Linked DNA regions of Homo sapiens: all the other regions are linked to region 1. Evidence: chromatin contacts called from ENCODE Hi-C or POLR2A ChIA-PET data. All regions are on one chromosome and are shown on one strand. The core of a region is the stretch at or near the end of the contact, and the rest is flanking DNA. Distances in the headings are between cores, read along the strand shown. Region 1 has its middle 51 kb from the start of GTF2H5. Region 2 overlaps TULP4 (TUB like protein 4). Region 3 overlaps TULP4 (TUB like protein 4).

Evidence for each region. Hi-C counts contacts between places; a loop is a spot of excess contacts on that map. ChIA-PET counts read pairs that join two places held with the same protein, here RNA polymerase II (POLR2A). Pooled maps may share reads with other maps.
Region 2: a loop to region 1 is called in a map of heart left ventricle, with 2.5 times the contacts of the local background. The contact joins two enhancer-like sites. A Hi-C loop is called at or near these places in 10 of 168 maps with a recorded cell type or tissue (MCF 10A, cardiac septum, chondrocyte and 6 more) and 9 of 50 pooled maps. POLR2A ChIA-PET finds 5 or more read pairs at or near these places in 3 of 52 experiments (MCF 10A, activated CD4-positive, alpha-beta T cell and activated T-cell).
Region 3: a loop to region 1 is called in a map of CD4-positive, alpha-beta T cell, with 2.9 times the contacts of the local background. The contact joins two enhancer-like sites. A Hi-C loop is called at or near these places in 4 of 168 maps with a recorded cell type or tissue (CD4-positive, alpha-beta T cell, Caco-2, mammary epithelial cell and 1 more), 19 of 37 single-sample maps with no recorded cell type and 16 of 50 pooled maps. POLR2A ChIA-PET finds 5 or more read pairs at or near these places in 5 of 52 experiments (Caco-2, HEK293, MCF 10A and 2 more).

Annotation. Positions count from the first base shown.
Region 1 is chr6:158,217,558-158,221,579 of GRCh38, reverse strand. No RefSeq gene overlaps it. Among named protein-coding and RNA genes, the nearest start is that of GTF2H5, 51 kb to the right of the region's middle. Within about 2 kb of position 2,224, at least 3 of the 41 ENCODE cell types and tissues checked have a DNase peak (open chromatin) inside an H3K27ac peak, as active enhancers do.
Region 2 is chr6:158,406,482-158,410,773 of GRCh38, reverse strand. The region is part of intron 1 of TULP4 (TUB like protein 4); the gene reads right to left. Among named protein-coding and RNA genes, the nearest start is that of SNORA116, 86 kb to the right of the region's middle. Within about 2 kb of position 2,553, at least 10 of the 41 ENCODE cell types and tissues checked have a DNase peak (open chromatin) inside an H3K27ac peak, as active enhancers do.
Region 3 is chr6:158,440,376-158,444,804 of GRCh38, reverse strand. The region is part of intron 3 of TULP4 (TUB like protein 4); the gene reads right to left. Among named protein-coding and RNA genes, the nearest start is that of TMEM181, 120 kb to the left of the region's middle. Within about 2 kb of position 2,958, at least 8 of the 41 ENCODE cell types and tissues checked have a DNase peak (open chromatin) inside an H3K27ac peak, as active enhancers do.

The DNA of each region.
Region 1 (4,022 bases), core at 975-3,474:
TATGTGATGATGTGCAATGTACAACAGATTGCATGAGAAGCAGATAGGAGAAACCGCCTGTCCTCACTGGAGCCCACATCAAAGACATGTAAAAATGTAAAACAGTGCCACCTTCTCACTAAATTTTTTATATAGTTTTTTAATAATTTTTAATAGTTATATAAATTTATTTGTATAAGTTTATATAGTTATATAAATTTATTTGTATAAGTTTATATAGTTATATAAATTTTTTATAGTTATTTTTGTCATAAAAATGTATGGTGTATGTTAACGTAATAGATTTATTATTTTTTAAATAATAAATCAATATTTTAAAATTTTCAGTTTATTATTTATAAAATGGTAAATATTGATTAACATTACATATATGTATTTTATATATATATATATTTTTTAATTTTTTTATTTTTTTATTTTTTTTTAAAGCTCTTTGGCGTCTTGGTTTTTAAGCCTGTGATAAGGAAGTAGTCCTGAGTCGGAGAACCGCTCCTCCAGGAAGGCTGCGGTGCCCGCGGCTGCTGCTGCCACCTTGTGGCCGTGAGAGGACACAGCCAACACAGTGAGGCCGGAGGACCAGAGACAATGGCCAGGTCACTGTCCCTCTGAAACAGCCAACCTGTGTATGTGCCACATGCCTTCACCATCTTTAAACCTCTTGTTCTCTGAGATGAGAAACTCCCTTGTTCCTTAAACAATTTTAGGTTGGGCTTTCTCGTACATACAAAATCTTCCCAGCTGTTTCAAGTTTGCCCTGAGGACCTCAGTAATTTTTTTTTTTTTTTGGCAATGTCTCCTTCTGTCACTCAGGCTGGAGTGCAATGGCACGATCTCGGCTCACTGCAACCTCCACCTCCCGGGTTCAAGCGATTCTCCTGCCTCAGCCTTCCGAGTAGCTGGGATTACAGGCGCGCACCACCATGCCCGGCTAATTTTTGTATTTTTAATAGAGACGAGGTTTCACCATGTTGACCAGGCTGGTCTCGAAGTCCTGGCCTCATGTGATTTGCCCACCTCGGCTTCCCAAAGTGCTGGGATTACAGGCCTGAGCCATTGCATCCGGTCCTCAATGACTTTTCTATGCACTGTTTGTTACCAGGTCTTTGTGGATGATGACACTATTTTCCAAATGAAGACACTGAAGCCTTAAGACAAAACTTTAAAAAAAAAGATCATAGATTGAAATGTGATAAAGGTGTCATTCATGAAATTAACAGAAATCATCAGCACTGTAAAAAAGCAGATGTCAAAAAGACAAAACCTAGTGAAAATACACTGGCACTCACATGCTCTTAGGAAAGTAAGCCTTCTAATTAGGACTGTGTGCCATTATCACTTCTATTTTGCAAAATTGTCCATTTTTATGTAAATGCTAGCCATTTTCAGTTTTACTCAGTAAAAAACTTAGATTTTGTAACTGCAAACTTCATACTCTGCAACTGATGTTTATTAATAGGACCAATGGATACAAATGTCATGTCATAACTTTATACTGTAATTAAGCATTGCTCCAAAGAGAATCACTTAGCAGACACTGAATAAATAAATTTTGTTATATTAAAAAAAAGCCACGCACTGTAGCTCAGCCTTGTAATCCCAGCAATTTGGGAGGCCTAGGTGGGAAGATAGCCTGAACCAAGGAGTTTATATATATATGTATTATATAACATATATAATACATATGTTATATATGTTATAACTGGGCAACACAGGGAAACGCCCATCTCTAAAAAAATTTTTAAAAATTAGTCAGGCATGGTGGCACAGGCTTGTAGTCCCAGCTACTCAGGAGGCTGAGGTGGGAGGATTGCTTGAACTTGGGAGGTTGAGGCTACAGTAAGCCATGATCATGCCATGGCACACTCCAGCCTGGGTGACAGAGCAAGACCTTGTATCAGAAAAAAAGAAAAATAAGGTAAACAAAACAAAAAAAATTAGATGGAGGAAGATAATCTCTGAAAGACTTAAACATTTAAGTATTATATAAGTATTAGACCACAAAAGTAAGCAATCCCAGCAGTGATTTATCTATGTCGAAATAATCTTACTCACAGCTGCAAAATCATGCAAGTGTTTTGGGTATTGCAGCAGAGACAGCTAATTGTACACCACGAGTCCTCTCATGTGATAGAACTGTAACCAGGAAGTCTCTGCCCAGCAAGAGACTGTATTTCCTAGTACCTCCCTACCTCCAAGTGGAGCCATGTGACTGATACTTGCAATCGGAATGATGTATCTCACTCCTGGCCAAGGCAGTTAAGAAATGGGTGTGTTTCTCCACATGTTCTCTTCCCCTGCCAGCCAGCTAGGTGTAAAGAACTTGAGGCCCTAGAGAATGAAGCCACCAGATGGAAAGGGCTGGGATTCCTGAATCACTTGTGATGGAGGGCTGACTACCAAGAAACATCTACATGGGACTGCTAAAGGAGTATAAAATAATCCCAGTGAAGTGGGAGCAGAAAAAAAAAAGTTAAAAAATAAAGACAAAAAACAGAAGAATAAAAACAATTTTAAAATTCCATTTTGTGAAGTCTCTGAAAACTACGCTAATATTAACATAGATACTAAGCTATTTTGAAGCACTGAAGCTCTACGTAGGCATCAGGAACATTTTGGGCCTTAGGAGAAAAAAGAGCAAGTTTCATGTTTACTGTTTTTTCCCTATTCCCATGCCGAGCCCAGCAGCAGGTAGTGAGTATGTGATGAATAATTGAATGGATGGTAAATAAACAAATTAACAGATGAATGGATGAGTGAATGGATGGATAAATTAGGAATTCACATAAAAATTGTCTTATTTCATTTTCTGTTGCTCTAAATGGAATATCACAGATGGGGTAATTTATTAAAAAGATGTTTATTTGGCTCATGGGTTCTGGAGGCTGGGAAGTCCAAGAGCATGGCACCAGCATCTGGTGAGGCTCATCCCATGGCCAAAGCCAGAGATGCAAGGCATCACATGGCAAGCAAGCACATGAAACAGAGTGGGGAATTGGGGTCGAACTTATCCTTGTATTAGGAGCCCACTCCCTCTAAAACTAAGCCACTCCCATAATAATAGCCTTAGTCCATTCAGAGGGCTGAGCCCTCATGGCCTAATTACCTCTTAAAGGCTCCACCTGTCGGCCAGGCACAGTGGCTCACGCCTGTAATCCCAGCACTTTGGGAGGCCGAGGCAGGTGGATCATAAGGTCAGGAGATCGAGACCATCCTGGCTAACACGGTGAAACCCCAACTCTACTAAAAATACAAAAAAATTAGCCGGACATGGTAGCAGGCACCTGTAGTCCCAGCTACTTGGGAGGCTGAGGCAAGAGAATGGCATGAACCTGGGAGGCAGAGCTTGCAGTGAGCTGAGATAGCACCACTGCACTCCAGCCTGGGAGACAGAGCAAGATTCTGTCTCAAAAAAAAAAAAAAAAAAAAAGCTCCACCTGTCAATGTGGTCACAATGGCAATGAAATTTCCTTTTTTTTTTTAAACAGTGTCTTGCTGTGTCACCCAGGCTGGAGTGCAGTGGTGCAATCTCGGCTCACTGCAACCTCCACCTCCCAGATTCAAACGATTCTCCTGTCTCAGCCTCCTGAGTAGCTGGGATTACAGGCGCACGCCATCATGCCTGGCTAATTTTTGTATTTTTAGTAGAGATGGGGTTTCACCAATGTTGGTCAGGCTGGTCTTGAACTCCTGACCTCATGATTCGCCCACCTCGGCTTCCCAAAGTGCTGGGATTACGACGTGAGCCACTACGCCCAGCCAGCAATGAAATTTCAACATGAGTTTAGAAGGGGACATTCAAATCATAGCAAAAGCTACAATAGTCTCAAATAAAATAATACTAAACATTTGTGGGAAAGGTTCTACAGATTAACTAGTATTTATTTATGTATATTTTAGGTAAAGAGAGAACTAGAGAAAGCTATGCTAAAAGGTAGTGAGTTTTCCTGGAGATACTAAAGACTAGACCAAGCAACAACTTGGCAGGGGTAGAACATGGGACAGAGAAGGTTCAAGCTTGGAAA
Region 2 (4,292 bases), core at 1,304-3,803, 190 kb before region 1:
TTAAGTTAGACCAACATCAACAAAAGTCCTTAAATGACATTGAACATGTCATAAAATTTAGGATTTCCAAATGGTAAATAAAAGCCCACTTCACAGACATCTTTCAGATCTGCCAATGATTTGACCCAAGCACTAGAATCCACAAATGTGCATGTGGCTACAATTTGGTCCCTAACACATTAGTTATTTAAGCCCATAGTCACTCATGTACTTCAGAATGGCCACTGTGGAATAGAACATGACAAATTAAGAACACGATGTTCATGACTGATCAGTTTTTAAATTATTTCCTTATTTAAATGTAATACCAATGAATACTCATCCACTATGACTCTCTCTGTAAAATAATACTTGATGACAAGATGTCATACTCCAGAGGAGAGAGGCTAGCCACATTTACATTTTTGCCTTTAATATCCATCAAAAACAAACCTCTCCATGAAAAAGGCTGCACAGTCACAGCATGACACAAACACAAAAGAGTGGAGGCAAAACATATTTTTAAATGATTTCTAATGTGAAATTGAAGATTTTTTGGTCTTATGACAACACAGTTGCCATTGTTGGATAAACGAAATGTTCACAGACTCAATTTCATCTTTTAGAAATTCTTAATCAGTGGCCAGGTGCGGTGGCTCACGCCTGTAATCCCAGCACTTTGGGAGGCAGAGGAGGGCAGATGACGAGGTCAGGAGATTGAGATCATCCTGGCTAACACGGTGAAACCCCGTCTCTACTAAAAATACAAAAACTAGCTGGGCGTGGTGGCGGGCACCTGTAGTCCCAGCTACTCGGGAGGCTGAGGCAGGAGAATGGCATCAACCCGGGAGGCGGAGCTTGCAGTGAGCCGAGATCATGCCACTGCACTCCAGCCTGGGCGACAGAGCAAGACTCCACCTCTAAAAAAAAAAAAGATTCTTAATCAGTTGAGATGCAGCAGTACATGGAAACATAGTCCCATTTACATACTTTGCTAAGAGTTCCAACTAGTATAAACGAAAAGGTGAGTAACACCCTTAAATTAGAGACAGAAATCTTTCCAGTGATTTTTGGTTTAAAAATAAAGCCAAACTGCTAATGCTGTTATTCTCATTTCCTCCCCTGTCTATAATTCACAGCTGCAGCCTTATCTCCCAGTAGCTTACTTCCTGTTCTCTAAATCCTTCCAGCCTATTTGGCAATGTTAGGACACACCAGAATGTTGAGGAATTACCAGCTGGGGGCCAGCTGGGTTCTCAGTTGCCCGAATTTTGTGCTATGGGGCCATGGATCTGCGCAGTTATCCAGGTATAGAGCTTCCCTTCCCTTTTCAAGGAGAATGTGACTCTCGTTGACTCTCAGCACCAAAGAACTTCTGTCTTGGGGTATTAGCTAAAGTGTATGTTCTTTGACTAAGAAGTCAGAGGAAAGGGTTAGTTTTGACCTAGGCCTTTGATGGTTCAAAAAGATACCAACCTATTACCCTCTCCAATATAAGACATGTTCTCTCATTTTAGAGTGTTACTATTATCAGTGAAGTTATTAAAGGCAGGAAAATCTACACAAAAAAACATAGGGCAGAACTGCAGAAAGCCTACATTTGGGCCATAATCTAAGGCCCTAAGTCAGTCACATCACTTCTTACACCTAGAACTACTTTTAGGGAAGGCAAAACAAGCATCACTTTGCCCATCCCAAGGACGTTCATCTTCTGAGTCAGGAGCCCTCCAAAGGGTGTTGATAGATTTACACAAGAAGCCATCTCAGGGAACAACCAATGTCATCACTATTCAGAAGGATTTCTCTCAACCTAAAACAAATGTAATTTGAATGAACACTAAATACACACAGCTCAAGGAAGAAATCCCTGTGATTATCACCACTCTGTTCTTCTTATTCTGCAATTTATTAAGTGAACCAGCAACAACTACAATTGTGCAAGAAAAACAAAGTGATTGCCAATTTAATTGTAGACACATGTGGTCATTTTAACGAACCAAAAGCACCCTGAAAAGGAGGCTGGAAGAAATTCAACTAGAACAATGGTTCTGCAGACTGCTGCCCCCAGAGATGTCACCGGGAGGTCAGTGGTGAGGAAGGCGGGCTCTGGAGTCTGGCTGCCTGGCTCTGACTCCGGGCCTCGTCATTCACTCACCAGCTGCACAGCTGTGGCCACCAGGACCCTCTTGCTGCCCCTTTCCTCGTCTGCTTGACGCAAGCCATGGTAGCACACCCCTCACGGAGTTGTGAGGAGTATCTTAAGAAAGGACCTCAGACCGGGGCCAGGCACACCGCAAACATTCAGCAAATGAGAGCTCTGTGTTATTAATTCACAAACTCAAAACTCCAGAAGATAAAGACTGCTTCAGCACAGTATTTACATATACAGTTTCCTCTTTAATAAAAGATAAATGTTTTGAAAGGTAATCTCCCTTTCCAGACCTGTCTCCCACCACTTGCACCCCTTACCCAACTCTGTAACTTAAAAAGCAACATCACCACATGCTTCGTGCCACCCTTGGCCAGGAACACCCTTCTGCCCCTTGCCGCCTGGTGAGTAAAGCCTTCCCTGAAGTTCCAAGCACTCCCGCTTGCTCTGCGTGCAGCACCTTCTGCACAGTCCCGGCCCATACGGTACACTGCGCTCCGTCACACAAATGTTCCACACCAGACTGAGAACTTTGTAGCTTTTGTTCTATTAAACTATTCTTGAAAGATGATTAACCGTTATCTGTTCCCTCTCTCTCTCTCAAGAGTAAGATGTTAAAACTGATTCAAATGATAAGGGGTTGGATAACAGCTTTATTGGGACAAAATTCACATATGTAATTCACCCATTGTCAGTGTACAATGCAATGGTTATTAGTATATTCACAGAGTTGTACAACCTTTACAATATGTTTTAGAACATCTACCTCAACCCTCAAAGCCCTGTACTTTTTAGCTACCACCAACCAACCCCACAATATTTCCCTCCAGCCCTAAGCAACCAATTCTCTGTTGTTACAGATTTGCCTACTCTGGACATTTCATATAAAAGGAATCATACGATATGTTCTCTTTTGTGACCGGCTTCCTTCTCTTAGCATGTTTTCAGGGTTTATCCATGTTGTACCATGTATCAGTGTTTACCTTTTAAATATAGCCCAGTAACATTCCATTGTATTGAGAGACCACATTTTGTTGATCTGTTCATCAACTTTTAGCTATTATGAATACTGCTATGAACTTTTGTGTGCAAGTTTTTTTTTTGTATAAACATGTTTCATTTTTCTTGGGTCTATACCTAGGAGTGGAGTTGCTGGGTCAAATGATAATTCTATGTTCAACTTTTTGAGGAACTACAGGACTGGTTTCCAAAATGATGCACCAACTTACATCCCCACTAGCAATGGCTGAGGTTCCCAGTTTCTCCAAATTCTAATACTTGCTATTGCCTGTCTTCTAAAAAATGACAGCCACCCTGGTGAGTGTGCAGCAGTTTGATTTGTGTTTCCCTGATGGTTAATGATGCGGAGCATCTTCTCATGTGCTTGGTGGCCATTTGTGTGTTTTTTGAGAAATGTCTATTCAGATTCTTTGCCCATTTTTAGTTGGGTAGTCTTTACTATTACTGAGTTTCTCTTAAGCCCTCTGAAACACTAACTACATGTGAAGAAAACTTTAGATTTTACTTTCAGATAGCCAAATTTATTTCTGTCATTTGAATGTTCACAAATCCAGTTCTCATTCAAACACAATTCAGTTAATCTCAGTTGGTTGGCAAGAATCTGTGAATGAAATGGCCTAGAGATAATACAGGAACTCAGAAAACAGATCTGTGGTCAAAGCCCTGGAATCTGGGGACCGCCGTGCCTCTAACCAGTTCTGAACCTGCATGTGCTGGGGGGTGACCTTCTAGTCCCAGCTTCCTTAGGACATGTACCAGGAAACACAGTTACACATTCCTTCCTGTATTTTCCAAACTTTTTTGTCAGAAAATAATATATCTTCTTATTGGATAGAGTTTATATTATTAGCCAGGCCTGAATTAGGAAAAAGTGAACTCCACACCAAATCTGATATGAATGCGAAACTACCATTCCATGCTTCTCATCTATTAAGTGGCAGCAAGATTCTTCCATTAAAGCAAGATAAAACAATGCTGAAGAGCTACATTATAATTACGGTCTGGAGGAAACCCAACAGTTAATACTTTCATCTTTTGACCATATTCAGGCATTCATCTGCCTCAAAATCCTGTGGAATAGTACCCCCTATGACTCTAACTTCTATTCTTTTCCACTCATCATAGCTGCAAACTCCTGAGTAAA
Region 3 (4,429 bases), core at 1,709-4,208, 220 kb before region 1:
ATAATGATATCCACATATAATCTCTTTATTTCAATGTACTCCATTCTAAACTATTTTTAGGTGCAATTATTTAAAAATAAACACAATTATTATCAATAGTTTAAAATAAACCAAGCCACAACCAAAGGAGGAGAAGACAGGATATAAAATCATTCAAAAGATTTCTATTTTGGAAGCCACAGTATCTCATCAGTACCTTTGTCTTTGGACCCTACACATCTAAATTGTTGAATAAAACCATGTTGGGAAATGTCAACTTCAATAATACATGCTTCCAAAAATGTTCACTCTTTTGTAAGAGTTTAATTTGTAGTATTGGAACTAGTTCCTGAAGGAGGTGACTTTTTCCCACTTATTTGCTTTTATGACTGAAGGCTGGGGGAATACATTAAAAAACTGATTGCAAATCCCTCCTAGTAACCTTAGCACCTCTGGTGGCACGCATGTGTAGCTGCAGATAGAGAAATGAAAAAATAGCCATGATGCCCCTCCTTTTCTTTGGAAGGAACTCTTTTTGTTCTGAGATGCGGCAAAAGTTAAAAAAAAAAAAAAAAAAAATTTTTTTTTTTTTTTTTTTTTTTTTTTGAGACAGAGTCTTGCTCTGTCGCCCAGGCTGGAGTACAGTGGTGCAATCTTGGCTCACTGCAACCTCTGCCTCCCAGGTTCATGCCATTCTCCTGCCTCAGCCTCCCGAGTAGCTGGGACTACAGGCTTGCGCCACCACGCCAGGCTAATTTTTTGTATTTTTTAGTAGAGACGGGGTTTCACCGTGTTAGCCAGGATGGTCTCAATCTCCTGACCTTGTGATCCGCCCACCCTGGCCCCCCAAAGTGCTGGGATTACAGGCGTGAGCCACCGCACCCGGCCAAAAAATTTTTTAAGACCTCCCTGTTGGGTTTCAGAATACTGGCCTTCAGATGTGCTTCAAGGCCAGACTTGAATATTTTGCAACTAAATAAACAGTCACTGAAATCAGACAGTTGTAAATGACAGAACTGCTCAATTGATTAACAGAATATTTCCTGTTTTTTTTTTTAAAAGATGAAATGTAATTTCACAGTTGACTATAACAATCACTCCTAAATCTGTATCTTCAGGCTAAACATGTAATTTGGAAGCCATCTCATCTCTTCACTGAAGAAAAGACCACTTGTAAACTAACCTATTAAGATGAGAGACTCTCCTATGTCTAAAGATTTTCGGAGAAGAAGATATTCTGCCTCAGGCCTCAAATTTAATGTTAAATGATTCCTATTACCAGAATATTCTTCTCCAAATCTTTCAGGCTCCATTTTTAAGTTTATTCACCCTTCTAAGACATACCCATATATCAATTTCTAGGAGTAGAGAATAGTCTGACTACAGAACCAATATAAAAATGCATTTACGGCCAGGCATGGTAGCTCATGCCTGTAATCCCAGGACTTTGGGAGGCCAAGACGGGCAGATCATTTGAGGTCAGGAGTTCAAAACCAGCCCGGTCAACATGGTGAAACCCCATCTCTACTAAAAATGCAAAAATTGGCTGGGTGCGGTGGCTCACGTCTATAATCCCAGCACTTTGGGAGGCCGAGGCGGGCAGATCACAAGGTCAGGAGATCGAGACCATCCTGACCAACACGGTGAAAACCAGTCTCTACTAAAAATACAAAAGTTAGCTGGGCTTGGTGGTGCACGCCTGTAGTCCCAGCTATTTGGGAGGCTGAGGCAGAAGAATCGCTTGAACCCAGGAGGCGGAGGTTGCAGTGAGCCAAGATTGCGCCACTGCATTCCAGTCTGGTGACAGAGTGAGACTCCATCTCAAAAAACAAACAAACAAACAAGCCGAGGATGGTGGTGGATGCCTGTAATCCCAACTACTTGGTTGGGAGGCTGAGGCAGAAGAATTGCTTGAGCCCAGGAGGTGGAGGTTGCAGTGAGCAGAGATAGCGCCATTGCACTCTAGGAGCCTGGGGGACAAGAGCAAAACTCCATTAAAAAAAAAAAAAACCAACCATTTAATTGGAGTATCTCCAGAACGGTACACAAGTAACTGAAAACACATTACCTCTGGTCAGCTTGGGGATAGAAGGAGGGGCCTCTTCATCAAATGTCCTGTGGAACATTTAGTATTTTATACCATGTGAATATACCATTAAAAATACATTTAAATATACATTGAATGAGGAAGAAAGGCACACTTCAGGAATATAGCCCTATATCGGCTCTTTGAAGTAAGGCATAACTGCCCAGGGTGGCCACTCACCAAGAGGCCTGGGAAGGTGCATGTGTACTTTGATCAGAAGACCGCGAGTGATGCTGGAATCTGCTTGGCCTGTTGGTGTGTAGTCAGAGCCTGTTGGGGGAACATCCTATCCTCTGCAAAGAATCGGGCCTGGGGGTCAGCTAGTGGGGCTCATCCTACTTTGAGTCCTAGTGCCATAGTAAGGTTCATCATTCTGCCTCCCAAGTGTCAGCCTGAAATCCTTTCCCATTTCAAAATTTTACAACTCTTCAAAACACACTGAAATATATTTCTAAACATGATGAAAATAGTAATTTCTTCCCATGGCTACTGATAAACTTCTCAACAAATGAGCTGAGAGGAAAGGATTTGCTGATCTGTGCTACCAGTGGCAGCTGGGGAATAGTGGTGCAAGCAGACCCAACAGCACTTGTGACCGGTGCCAAAGACAAGCCAAGCTGGACCTGAGTTAATACAGGAAGGACAAAATTTAATCCATAATAACTGCTGCAGTAGGGAGAATGAGGGAGGAGGAGGGAGGCATAGGCAGTATTCAGGGAAGCAGAAATAACTGAAAAGCAGGAAGGGGGCTGTCAACGCGATTAGGCTCTCTGGCTTTACTAACTGGAGCTTAACAAAATTAGGCCCCTACTCTCTCACAAAGCCTGGGAGATGGGCCCTATCAAACAGTTGATTCTCTTGGCAGGCTCTCAGGCAGGAACGTAAGAGAGCTGGAGCAGTCATCCTCGGGACACAGCCTTGAGTTGTTAGAAACGGTGCCAGTGTTTGCTCCAGGGTGTGTGTGTGGGAAGGGAAGATGGTGTGGATGAAATAATTTATGTCCGAGAGTCTGCAGTATTTAGAGGCCAAGATTGAGGTCCAGCTGAGAAGAGGGCCCAGAGAGGCCTGACCAGAAGGAGCGAGCCTTTGTCCTGGTGGTGAACACATGTGAAACAATACATCTCACCCCTCCTAACACATATAAGGACATATTCAATGCCAAGGTCAGGGGCTGTAGAGCAGCAGTGCCATGTGGAACCCCAGGAAGATCAATTTTGTAGTTCACCATCTGGCTAAACGCTGGCATTTAGGCAAGATCCCTGTGTCAAAACCAAGGCCATCATCATGCTGTGGTATTGATAAAGATATATGAAGAAAATCTAACGTTGCATTAACAAAAAACTGACTTTAAGAAGGTATATGTGACAAGAGCCAGTGTATATTAATAAATTCCTCTCATCTTTTATTCTTAACCTAATATTTTTTTTAGATAGAGTTTCACTCTTGTCACCTGGGCTGGAGTGCAGTGGTGTGATCTCGGCTCACTGTAACCTCTGCCTTCGGGTTCAAGCAATTCTCCTACCTCAGCCTCCCGACTAGCTGGGATTACAGCCGTGCACCATCGTGCCTGGGTAATTTTGTATTTTAATAGATACGGGGTTTCACCACGTTGGCTGGGCTGGTCTTGAACTCCTGACCTCAGGTGATCCACCCCCTCAGCCTCCCAAAGTGCTGAGATTACAGGCATGAGCCACTGCGCCTTGCTTATTCAAGGCAAATCTCAAGAAAGATTTTTATTTAGCGTATTTTATAATTCATCAATACTGAGTGCTCTATTTGGTGATTCATCGCCTGAGTCCAGAGATAACAAAGGGCGATTTAATTTCTAGACATCTTAACTGTCATGTCAATCAACCAAAACACTGACAAAATGAAAAAGTACAAACATAGTAGCTGCACCTGTTTCTGCTAAAGAAACATATTTTATTCCACAAAGTGCTCAACAGAATTTCTCAAATACACGCAAAAAGAAATAACTAAAAACGAACCAGTACCAATCATTGGATAAAGATAGCCCTGAAGGGTGGGAGGCTGTCTCCCAACTTCTTTCCTGAGCAATTCATTCTCCTAACTGTGATTCCTGTGCTCCTTGCTGATTTTGACAAGAACCATTCCTATATATGTTTAGTTCAGGGCTTAAAATAAAGATGGGCCTCCCTTGTGTGGTATTCACACTACTAAAAAGTCATGGGCAGATCTGATGGGAAAGAAGAAAAAGGATCACTCTTTGCGTTGGCTTAGACTAAATCTCATTGCAAAGTTGAGTCCTCAGGAGCTATGAGCAGCAGCTCCACTCTTACCAGCCCTTTAACCTACTTACAGCACACTCACCAGTCACCAGTAAGGGTTTCCAGTGTAGAAGCT